Linked DNA regions of Homo sapiens: region 2 is linked to region 1. Evidence: chromatin contacts called from ENCODE Hi-C or POLR2A ChIA-PET data. All regions are on one chromosome and are shown on one strand. The core of a region is the stretch at or near the end of the contact, and the rest is flanking DNA. Distances in the headings are between cores, read along the strand shown.

Evidence for each region. Hi-C counts contacts between places; a loop is a spot of excess contacts on that map. ChIA-PET counts read pairs that join two places held with the same protein, here RNA polymerase II (POLR2A). Pooled maps may share reads with other maps.
Region 2: a loop to region 1 is called in a pooled map, with 8 times the contacts of the local background. The contact joins the promoter of TICAM1 here to the promoter of UHRF1 in region 1. A Hi-C loop is called at or near these places in 63 of 168 maps with a recorded cell type or tissue (A673, CD4-positive, alpha-beta T cell, CD4-positive, alpha-beta memory T cell and 42 more), 13 of 37 single-sample maps with no recorded cell type and 27 of 50 pooled maps. POLR2A ChIA-PET finds 5 or more read pairs at or near these places in 27 of 52 experiments (A549, AG04449, AG04450 and 24 more).

The regions. Positions count from the first base shown.
Region 1 is chr19:4,906,839-4,911,898 of GRCh38, reverse strand. UHRF1 (ubiquitin like with PHD and ring finger domains 1) reads right to left here and starts at 2,398. Exons shown (of 17, transcript NM_001048201.3): 1 at 2,244-2,398; 2 at 861-1,023. The coding sequence starts at 1,013. It also overlaps a transcript of ARRDC5 not described here. RefSeq lists silencers at 1,540-2,059, 2,560-2,639 and an enhancer at 2,459-3,365.
Region 2 is chr19:4,830,272-4,835,196 of GRCh38, reverse strand. It overlaps TICAM1 (TIR domain containing adaptor molecule 1), which reads left to right and starts at 3,485. Exons shown (of 2, transcript NM_182919.4): 1 at 3,485-3,583. RefSeq lists silencers at 3,349-3,638, 3,649-3,768.

The sequences.
Region 1 (5,060 bases), core at 1,149-3,648:
CTTTTAATCCAGTTCCAGTAGTCTACGCCCGTCCCCACGGTCCAACCAACTCCAGCAGATGGGACCTACACCTTCGATCACACTGTCTCATCCTGCCGGGAAACCCCACTCCCAGTAGGTCCCACAGTCCCCCACAAAAACACCAACCAAAGTAGCACCTCCACCCCCAGGTGCCAATGGAGGGAGCGCCCCAAACGTGGCAGCTATGAAATCAAAGGGGGACATTTTAAATGCAACGAGGGGCTGGAGACAGAACAGAGAAAGAGACGAGGGTCGGTGGACCCCTCGGGGACCACACGCCCCAGGTCAGCAGCAGCCGCAGCACAGCAGGCTCAGGGTGGCGGAAATTCCTGATTAGCAAGCGCCATCTCCAGACTCTGAATAAGCTAATCCAAATTTTTAGAAACAAACACTCGCAGGGTCTGATGCTTAACCGGTACAGGCTGAGAGCAATTGGTGGTGGATGTTTAAAAAAGAAAACCTGGTCCCCTCCGTCCTAGCTACCAGATGGTCCTGGGCCCTTTCTCGAAAATTCCTCAGCCTTCCATCGGCCACCTCCAAAACTTCTTTCTCTAGCCATTATTTTGAGGCGGAGCTTTGAAAAAAGAAGTTTAAAAGCCCAGACCCTATAGATTCGAGGGCCAGCCGCCAGCCCAGCGTGTCAATCTGTGAGTCCTCCCTTTGTTCCTTCCTCTCGCAGGCATTTGAGGTTTCTGTGGACTTCTCCTTCCGGGAGAGATGAAGTGGGACCGGACGAGGTTGTTGGGGGGGGAGGTGGGAGGGAGAAAGTATCGGCTGGTGGCTGCAGAGGCGCGAGGCCTGGACCAGGCATAGAACAAAGGTGCTGGCGGCGGGTGTACCTGTTTGCCCCTGTAGAACAGCCTCTGCAGGCCTGGCTCCACGTGGAACAGCTCCTGGATCTTCCGCCTCAGCTCCTCCACCTTGGTCAGCCTGGACAGCGAGTCCACCGTGTGGGTCTGCCTCCCGTCCATGGTCCGAACCTGGATCCACATGGTGTCGGCGCTGAGGGGAGGGACAGCAAAAACCCCCATCAGTTTTACCAGCACCTCTGAGCCATGCCATGCTCTAAGGAGTCGGGGTTGCTTTTGTCCGGCCTGTGGACACCAGGAAACTCCCAGGATGCCCTTCCAGTCCTCCTGTACAGCCAGACCCTGGCCAGGACCAGACACAACAAATTAAGCACTTAAGGCATTAACGACTAGCCAAGTGTTGAAGATTGAGGAGGAAGGAGAATGAAAAGAGGGAATTGAAAGAAAAGCAGAAGGTCCAACCCATCCCTCCTTCCCCACGACCAGAGGAGAAAGGAGGCCCGGGCCAAGTGGCCGAGTTGGTTCGTTTATTCATTCATTCATTGATTCATTCATTCCTCGGATTCCTATTTACGGAAGAGGGAATCCCAGAAGTCCAGCGCGGGCCGGAACTTCAGAAGTCCCGGGGGAACTCAACCAAGTGCCACTGAGAGGGAAAAACCCCACCCGAGATCCGCGGACCCCGGGACCCCTCGGTGCCCACGCCCCCCCTCCTTGCCGGCCCCCCCCGCGCGCGTGCGCGACCGGGCCCGCCCCGCGGTGGCCATGGTAACCGGCCGCCCCGTCCCGGCCACCCGCGAGCGCGCGCGCCCCGCGACTCACCTCGACCTCCAACCCCCGGCAGCTCGCGCCCCTCCAAACCCTGGACCCTCGGCGTCCCTCCCGCACTCCCACTGGCCCGCGCGGGTCGCGCCAGCGAGCCCACGCCCACCCCCGCCGCCGGGACTACAGAGGGGGCCCCCGCTCGTCAAGTCCCGCCCCCCTTCACTTGAGCCGCCTCTTATTGGCTCCGCAGCACCCGGCCGCCCCGCCCCGCTCGCTCCCCATTGGCCCAGATGCTCCCGGGGAACTCAGGGCGCGCGAAATCGGGCTCGGGCGCGACAATTGAATCGCGGGGCGCCCCGCGCGCAGGCGCGGAGCCTGACATCCTCCCCGGCGGCTCGCCAGGCCCTCCCCCACCCGGCGCGCTCGACCCCCCGCCGGGCTCCGGGGACGCAGCGCTGGTCCCGGCTCCAGCCGGATGTGTGCCGGGGAACGATTCCCGAGGGTTAGGTGGAAGGGGAGGCCCTGGATCCCGGGACAGAGTGCGGGACATGCGTGCGCCCGGGCTGGCCGCGCGGGAAAGTTTTGCAAAGTTCCCGAGCCCCGTGCGCCCGGCCCGGGCTGGCACCCCGACCCGGCCCGCCCGCTCACCTCTCCGGTCGCCGCGAACAGCTTGTCTGCCTGCGCGCGTGGCCCGGCTGGGGATGGCGATGAAACCGCGTGCGTGGCCCGGACCCCGCGCGGACTTGCGTGCGACCCGGAGCGCCCGCTCGGCAAACGCTGCCCGCCGCGCTGCCAGCTGCTCTGATTTTTTTCCCGCGAAAACTCGGCATTTGGGAGTTGCGGGGCCGCAGGAGGCCGTGCCGGGGGCGGGCGCCTGCCTCCTGATTGGCCGACGCAGTGGCGGGAAGCGAGAAAGAGGGTGGGGGGCGCCCCCGCCTCTGTCCACGGCGCCTCCGCCTAGTGGGCCACGGCTCCGCCCAGCCCTGCGCGCTCTGCTGGGCGCGCCCAGCGTGCAAAGGGGCTGCGTGGCAGGGCCTGGTCACCCCCCGCACGTGGACACCCCAGGAGCCTTGGGGACCCCCAGGGTACAGACCCCCTGAACTCTTAAGTCCAAGTCCGTTCGCAGCCCCCCACTCGCACGCATTGACCAGTAGGTCTAAGAAGGCCGGAATCAATGTGTAAATACTGCGAGGGAATGTGGGGGGCCCCTAGGAGACCACCTGCACCCTGATGGCTCGCCCGATCGCCCCAAGCCCCACTGCCTGGCGTCAGGGCCTGCCAGGGCTCCCCACTCTACCCACCCGCAGGGCTTGTTTGCTGTCTTTTCCCGCCTCGTTTTCCCGCCTTCTCCAGGCTGTCCAGGCGGGCAGGGCTGCCCTGCCCCCTCCGCCCTGTCTGTTCCACTCTGACCAGTCCTGGCGGGCACAGGAGTGACCTGTGCTGGGCACCTACAAAGCAGCCGGACAGGTTGCTCAGAGCTGCAGAACCCAGCGGTGTACATGGCAGACCCAGTTGGTGGTCTCAGGGAGGGAAAATTCCTATCTGGGGGAGACAGGCAAGAAATGAATAACTAAAGCAGATAATTTCAGATGATTCCTTATAGGAGAGTGACCAGCAGCCATGTGGTGGGAGGCGGGGAGAGAGGATACTCTCTCACTGGGGCCACTGCGGTGGGCCTCTCAGAGAAGATGACATTTGAGCTGGAATCGGAGATGAGACTCCAAGGACAGATGGGTCTAGGAGGGAAAGTCAAACCCAGAGGCCGGAAAAGGCTTAGAGGTGTCCAGGGAGCAGGAAGGGGCTGGTGTGGTTGGGGCCCACTGAGCAAAGGGGAGGGGGAGTTGAGGTCAGAGGGGTGATATATAATACCTTGAAGGCCACCGGGGAGGACTTTGGTCTTTCCCTTGAGAGCTGTGAGCAGAAAAATGTTGAGTTCCCACTTAGCTTTTTACAGTTTCTTCGTCACTCTATTAAGTCTCCTCTATCTGGTCAGTGGGACTTCTGCTATGTCCCTAATATAGGAGACAGATCATGGCCCCCGAAGATATGCGTCTCTAGACCCCCACGTCCTCGCCCCCAGGATCTGTGAATACAGTGCCTTACACAGCTAAAAGGACTTTGCAACTTTGCAGGTGTGATTCAGTTAATGATTTTGAGTTGGGGAGCGTCTCCTGGGTGATCCAGGTGGGCACAATGTCCTTAAAAGGTCCTAATAAGTGAAAAAGGGATACAAAAGGTCAAAGTCAAAGGAGATGGGAAAGTGGAAGCAGGCTTTACAATGATCAGGCCAAGGGCCGGGCGCGTTGGCTCACACCTGTAATCCCAGCACTTTGGGAGGCCGAGGCAGGCAGATCACCTGAGGTCAGGAGTTCGAGACCAGCCTGACTAACATGGAGAAACCCCGTTTCTACTAAAAACACAAAATTAGCCTGGCGTGGTGGCACATGTCTGTAATCCCAGCTACTCGGGAGGCTGAGGCAGGAGAATCGCTTGAACCCAGGAGGCAGAGGTTGTGGTGAGCCAAGATCGCGCCATTGCACTCCAGCCTGGGCAACAAAAGCAAAACTCAGTCTCAAAAAAAAAAAAAAAAAAAAAAAAAGATCAGGCCAAGAGGCAAGGAAGATGGGCAGCCTCTGGTGGCTAGAAAAAGCAAGAAAGACTCCTAGAACCCGCCCTGCCCCTAAAATTTATTTCAGACTTCTGACCTCCCAAACTGTAAGATGATAAATGTGTGGGCCGGGCGTGGTGGCTCACACGTGTAATCCCAGTACTTTGGGAGGCCGAGGCAGGCAGATAACTGGAGGTCAGGAGTCGCCAGACTAGCCTGGTCAACATGGTGAAACCCCATCTCTACTAAAAATACAAAAATTAGCCAGGTGTGGTGGCCGGCGCCTGTAATCCCAGCTACTCGGGAAGCTGAGGCAGAGAATTGCTTGAACCTGGGAAGCGGAGGTTCCAGTGAGCAGAGATCGTGCCACTGCACTTCAGCCTGGACAACAGAGCGAGACTGTGTCTCAAAAAAAAAAATTAGCTGGGCAGGGTGGTGTGTGCCTATAATCCCAGCTACTCAGGAGATTGAGGCAGGAGAATCACTTGAACCCAGGAGACGGAGGTTGCAGTGAGCCAAGATCGAGCCAGTGTACTCCCACCTGGGTGACAGAGCAAGGCTCTATCAACAAATAAATAAATGTGTGTTTTGCAGCCACTGAGTTTGTGGTCCTTTGTCATAGCAGCCTTGGGAAGCTCCTGCATTCTAATCCACGATGTCCAGATGGTGCTGTTCACTGTTTGCAACCTCAGTACACGATCAACGCTACTGCACACAATTCTAGACCCTCAGCCATCAGCCAGGTAGAACCCACACCACAGGTATGAGCAGGCCCACCTGAGGGTGTGAGACGGCTTGAGCTCTTCCAAAATGACAGCACCTGCTGCAGGAACCTAGCCTATTTCTATCAGAACACA
Region 2 (4,925 bases), core at 2,236-4,735, 78 kb after region 1:
TTTTTTCTTTGAGATAGGGTTTCTCTCTGTTGCCCAGGCTGGAGTGCAGTGGTGCGATCATAGCTCACTACAGTCTCAACCTCTTGGGCTCTGGTGGTCCTCCCATCTCAGCCTCCCAGGTAGCTGGGACTACAGGCACGTGCTGCCATGCCTCATTTTTTCTTTCTTTCTTTTTTTTTTTTTTTTTGAGATGGAGTCTCGCTGTGTCGCCCAGGCTGGAGTTCAGTGGCGTGATCTCGGCTCTCTGCAAGCTCCACCTCCCGGGTTCATACCATTCTCCTGCCTCAGCCTCCTGAGTAGCTGGGACTACAGGTGCCCGCCACCACGCCCGGCTAATTTTTTTGTATTTTTAGTAGAGACAGGGGTTTCACCGTGTTAGCCAGGATGGTCTTGATCTCCTGACCTCATGATCCACCTGCCTCGGCCTCCCAAAGTGCTGGGATTGCAGGCGTGAGCCACTGCACCCGGCCCTCATTTTTTCTTTATTTTTAATTTTTGTAGAGATGGGATCTCACTGTGTTGCCAGGGCTAGTCTTGAACGCCTGGGCTCAAGCAATCCTCCCGCCTCAGCCTCCCAAAGTGCTAGGATTACAGGCATGAGCCACCGCACCCGGCCTGTTTCTTTCACTGAAGAAGAGAGGGGGCAACTGCACCTCTCTGCAAGTGGCCAAATTCACCCATCTGCAGCCCTGGAATTCTGAATTCTTCAGCCATTACCTTCTCTGAGCCTGTTCTCTCATCTGTAAAATGGGAACCATCAAACCCATTTTGATGGAGAAACGGTTGTTTTAAGACATTGATCAAGCCAGGCATGGTGGCTCACGCCTGTAATTCCAACACCTTGGGAAGCCAAGGCAGGAGGATTGCTTGAGGCCAGGAGTTTGAAACCAGCCTGGTCAACATAGAAAGACATCATCTCTACAAAAGAAAAAAAAAATTACATTAGCCAGGCATGGTGGCATGCACCTGCAGTCCCAGCTACTTGGGAGGCTGAGGTGGGAGGATCGCTTGAGACCAGGAGGTCAAGGCTACAGTGATTAGTGATCACACCACTACACTCCAGCCTGGGTGGCAGATTAAGACCCTGTCTCAAAAAAAAAAAAAAAAAAAAAAAAAGGACATTGATCAGTTGACCAGCAAAGCCCAGTCACGGTGATTCATGTCTGTAATCCCACCACTTTGGGAGGCCAAATTGGGACAATCTCTTAAAGCTAGGAGTCGGGGACCAGTCTGGGTAACATAGTGAGACCCTGTCTCTAAAAGAAAAATGTAAAAAATAATTCAACACAGTGTTGCGTGCCTGTAGTCCCAGCTACTTGGGAGGCTCAGGCAGGAGGATCGCTTGAGGCCCAGAATTGGAGGCTGCTTTGAGCTATGATGGCGCCACTCCACTCCGGCCTGTGCGACAGAGTGAAATCCCATCTCTAAAAAAAAAAAAAAAGCCGGGTGCAGTGGCTCACGCCTGTAATCCCAGCACTTTGGGAGGCTGAGCGGGTGGATCACGAGGTTAAGAGATCGAGACCATCCTTGCCAACATGGTGAAACTCCATCTCTACTAAAAATACAAAAATTAGCCAGGCATGGGGGCATGCACCTGTAGTCCCAGCTACTCGGGAGGCTGAGGCAGGAGGATCGCTTGAACCCGGGAGGCTGAGGTTGCAGTGAGCCGAGATTGCACCACTGCACTCCAGCCTGGTGACTGAGTGAGATTCTGTCTCAAAAAAAAAAAAAAAAAAAAAGTCTGGGCACAGTTTTGCATGGGTACAAGCACCTATGAGACACTCCTTGAATTGGTAATTTTGGGGTGGGAGACAGAGAGGCCAGGAGGATGTGTTTAACTTTCTCTCCCCCACCAGCCCTGGAGACCCTGAAGGGTAAGACCATTTCTGTCTTCCCCGCTACTGTATTCCCAGAGCCTAGACGTTCCTGGAACACAGTCAGTGCTCAATAAAATTTCTCCCTCACTGGAGAGAAGTACTCAATAAGGGGAACTGTGGGGGATTTGACATCAACATAACTTCCATTGCTATCTCCCTACAAGAACTTTTAGGTGAACTTCAGCCTGGGGTCCCTGAGCCTCTTAGGGGTGTTCAGGGTGTCTGTGAATTCTGATGGAGGAAAAAAATTTCACATCTTTATTTTCACTGACTCTAACTGATAATTACCATTCCCTCAATTATTAATGAAGACAACCACAGGACCTGGGACTTTGTCCGTTTGTCCCTAATAAAAACCACAGATACTTTCAGATTGCATTGCAACCAGAAACACATCTGACACTTGTCACCACGGCAAAATCACTGTGATTATTAGATCTTATTTAATGTGGTGATAAAAATAATATAGGCCAGGTGCGGTGGCTCACACCTGTAATCCTAGCACTTTGAGAGGCCGAGGCGGGAGGATTGCTTGAGCCTGGAAGTTTGAAAGCAGCCTGGGTAATATAGGGAGACCCCGTTTCAAATAATAATAATTATTATAATCATAAAATTAGGCCGGGCGCAGCGGCTCACGCCTGTAATCCCAGCACTTTGGGAGGCCGAGGCGGGCAGATCACCTGAGGTCAAGAGTTCGAGACCAGCCTGGCCAACATGGTGAAACCCCATCTCAACTAAAAATACAAAAATTAGCCAGGTGTGGTGGCACGTGCCTGTAATCCCAGCTACTCAGGAGGCTGAGGCAGGAGAATCGCTTGAACCCATGAGGTGGAGGTTGCAGTGAGCCGAGGTCGCACTACCGCACTCCAGCCTAGGCCACAGAGTAAGACTCCAACTAAAAAAAAAAAAAAAAAAAAGGGAGGCCGGACACGGTGGCTCACACCTGTAATCCCAGCACTTTGGGAGGCCAAGGCAGGTGGATCACCTGAAGTTGGGAGTTCGAGACCACGCTGACCAAGGTGGAGAAACTCCATCTCTACTAAAAATACAAAATTAGCCAGGTGTGGTGGCACATGCCTGTAATCCCAGTTACTCAGGAAGCTGAGGCAGTAGAATTGCTTGGACCCGGGAGGCGGAGGTTGCAGTGAGCTGAGATTGCGCCATTGCACTCCAGCCTGGGCAACAAGAGCGAAACTCCGTCTCGGAAAATAAATAAAAAAATAAATAAACAAACAAACAAATAAAATAAGAGAAATAAAATAAAAACAGCTGCTACATTTATTTCCTGGAAAGCACCTATCACTAACGGAGATGATCCCACTTTACAATTGTGATTACTTTCTCATCTGGGACCCCCGCCCAGATGACTGTGGGCTCCCCGAGAGCAGATGCGAGTTCTTCTGGCCCCCTGCAGACAGTAGGTGCTCACACTTGCTGAACGTGACCGCAAGGGTTGGGAAGAGAGCGCATGGGTGCGGGGCGACCCGGGGACTTTCCCGGTGCTGCGGGGCAGGACTCCGAAACCGTGACCTCACGTCCCACACCCACCCGGGACGCGGAAGGGGCGGCGCGCTTCCTTCCCAGGGCGCGGGCCGCGGGGTGGAGCCAGCGCCCTCAGCGCGCTACGGTCCGCGGGCAACTCCGCAGAAGCCCCAGCCCCCAGGACCCCAGGACCCAGTGGCGCAGCCGGCAGCCCCGGATCCCTGGTAGGTGGGGAAGGGGCGAGGACGGGCCTGAGGTGGAGAAGGTGTCGGGGGTGTGGGGGGTGGCCCTGAGCCCGTGCCGCTCGCCAGGGCTCCAGGCCACCTGGCCTCCCTCTTAGGGCCCCGGTGCGGAGGAGGGGGCCTGGCGCCGCGCGTTGGGAGGTTGACGTTCCCCTCAACCTCCAGCTCCCCGCGCTGGTGGCCCAGATCCTCCCCCACTGTCGGGATCCTCCCCAGCACCCTGGCTTCCTCCCCGACAGCCTGACCCCTCCCCCAAACCCCAGATTCCTCCCGGACACCCCAGATTCCTCCCCAACACCCAGGATTCCTACCTGAAACCCCATATTCCTTCTCACCCCAAATTCCTGACACCCAAGCTTCCTACCTCACACCCCATATTTCTCTCAACGCCCTGAATTTCTCCCTGACACCCAAGGTCCCTCCCTGATACCCCAAATTCCTCCGTGACACCCAGGACCCCTCTCTGACACCCTGGATTCTTCCCCAACACCCAGGATCCCTCCCGAATACCCCAGATTCCTCCCAGACACCCCAAATTCCTCCCTGACACCCCAAACTCTTCCCTGACACCCAGGATCCCAACCTCACACCCTGTACCACCACACACCTTCTTCCTTTCTCCCCCTCCTAACGGTTATCCAGCCACATGGGCTTCCTTACTGTTCCTCCAGCTCACCAGGCGCAGTCCTGCCCCAGGGCCTTTGGGCAGGTGGCTTCACCTTCCAGAAGCTTTCCTCCCTGATCTCCACCCAGCCTCCTCCCTCAGCTCCTTTAGGTCTCAGCTCAATGTTACCTCCTGTCCCCAAAGGCCTCCCTTGACCACCGTGGTCCCCTGTAGCCCCTTCCCAGCCAGTCTCTCAGAGCCACACAGCCCCCGGCTCATGGCTTTCACGTTACTTTTCATTCTCTGAAATGATCTTGGGTTATTTTCTCGCTTACTGTTGGTCTCCCTGAACCAGACTGGGAGCTCTGTGAGGGTAGATGTGCCTGCCTTGATATGCAGTGGCACTTTGAACAGTTCCTGGACCTAGTAGGTGCTCAATAAATGCATATTCGATGCATGAAAGGCTGCATGAGAGTGTGGGAAGGAGAGTGGGAGAGGTGGTTAAAACATTTAAAAAGGACAAGGTGGGAGGATCACTTGAGCCCAGGAGTTCAAGACAAGCCTGGGCAGCATAGCGAGACTCCACCTCTACAAAAAAATTCAAAAAGAAAGTTAGCCGGGTGCAGTGGTTTATGCCTGTAATCCCAACACTTTGGGAGGCTGAGGCAGGTGGATTGCTTGAGCCCAGGATCCTGGGTAACATGGGTGAGACTCTGTCTC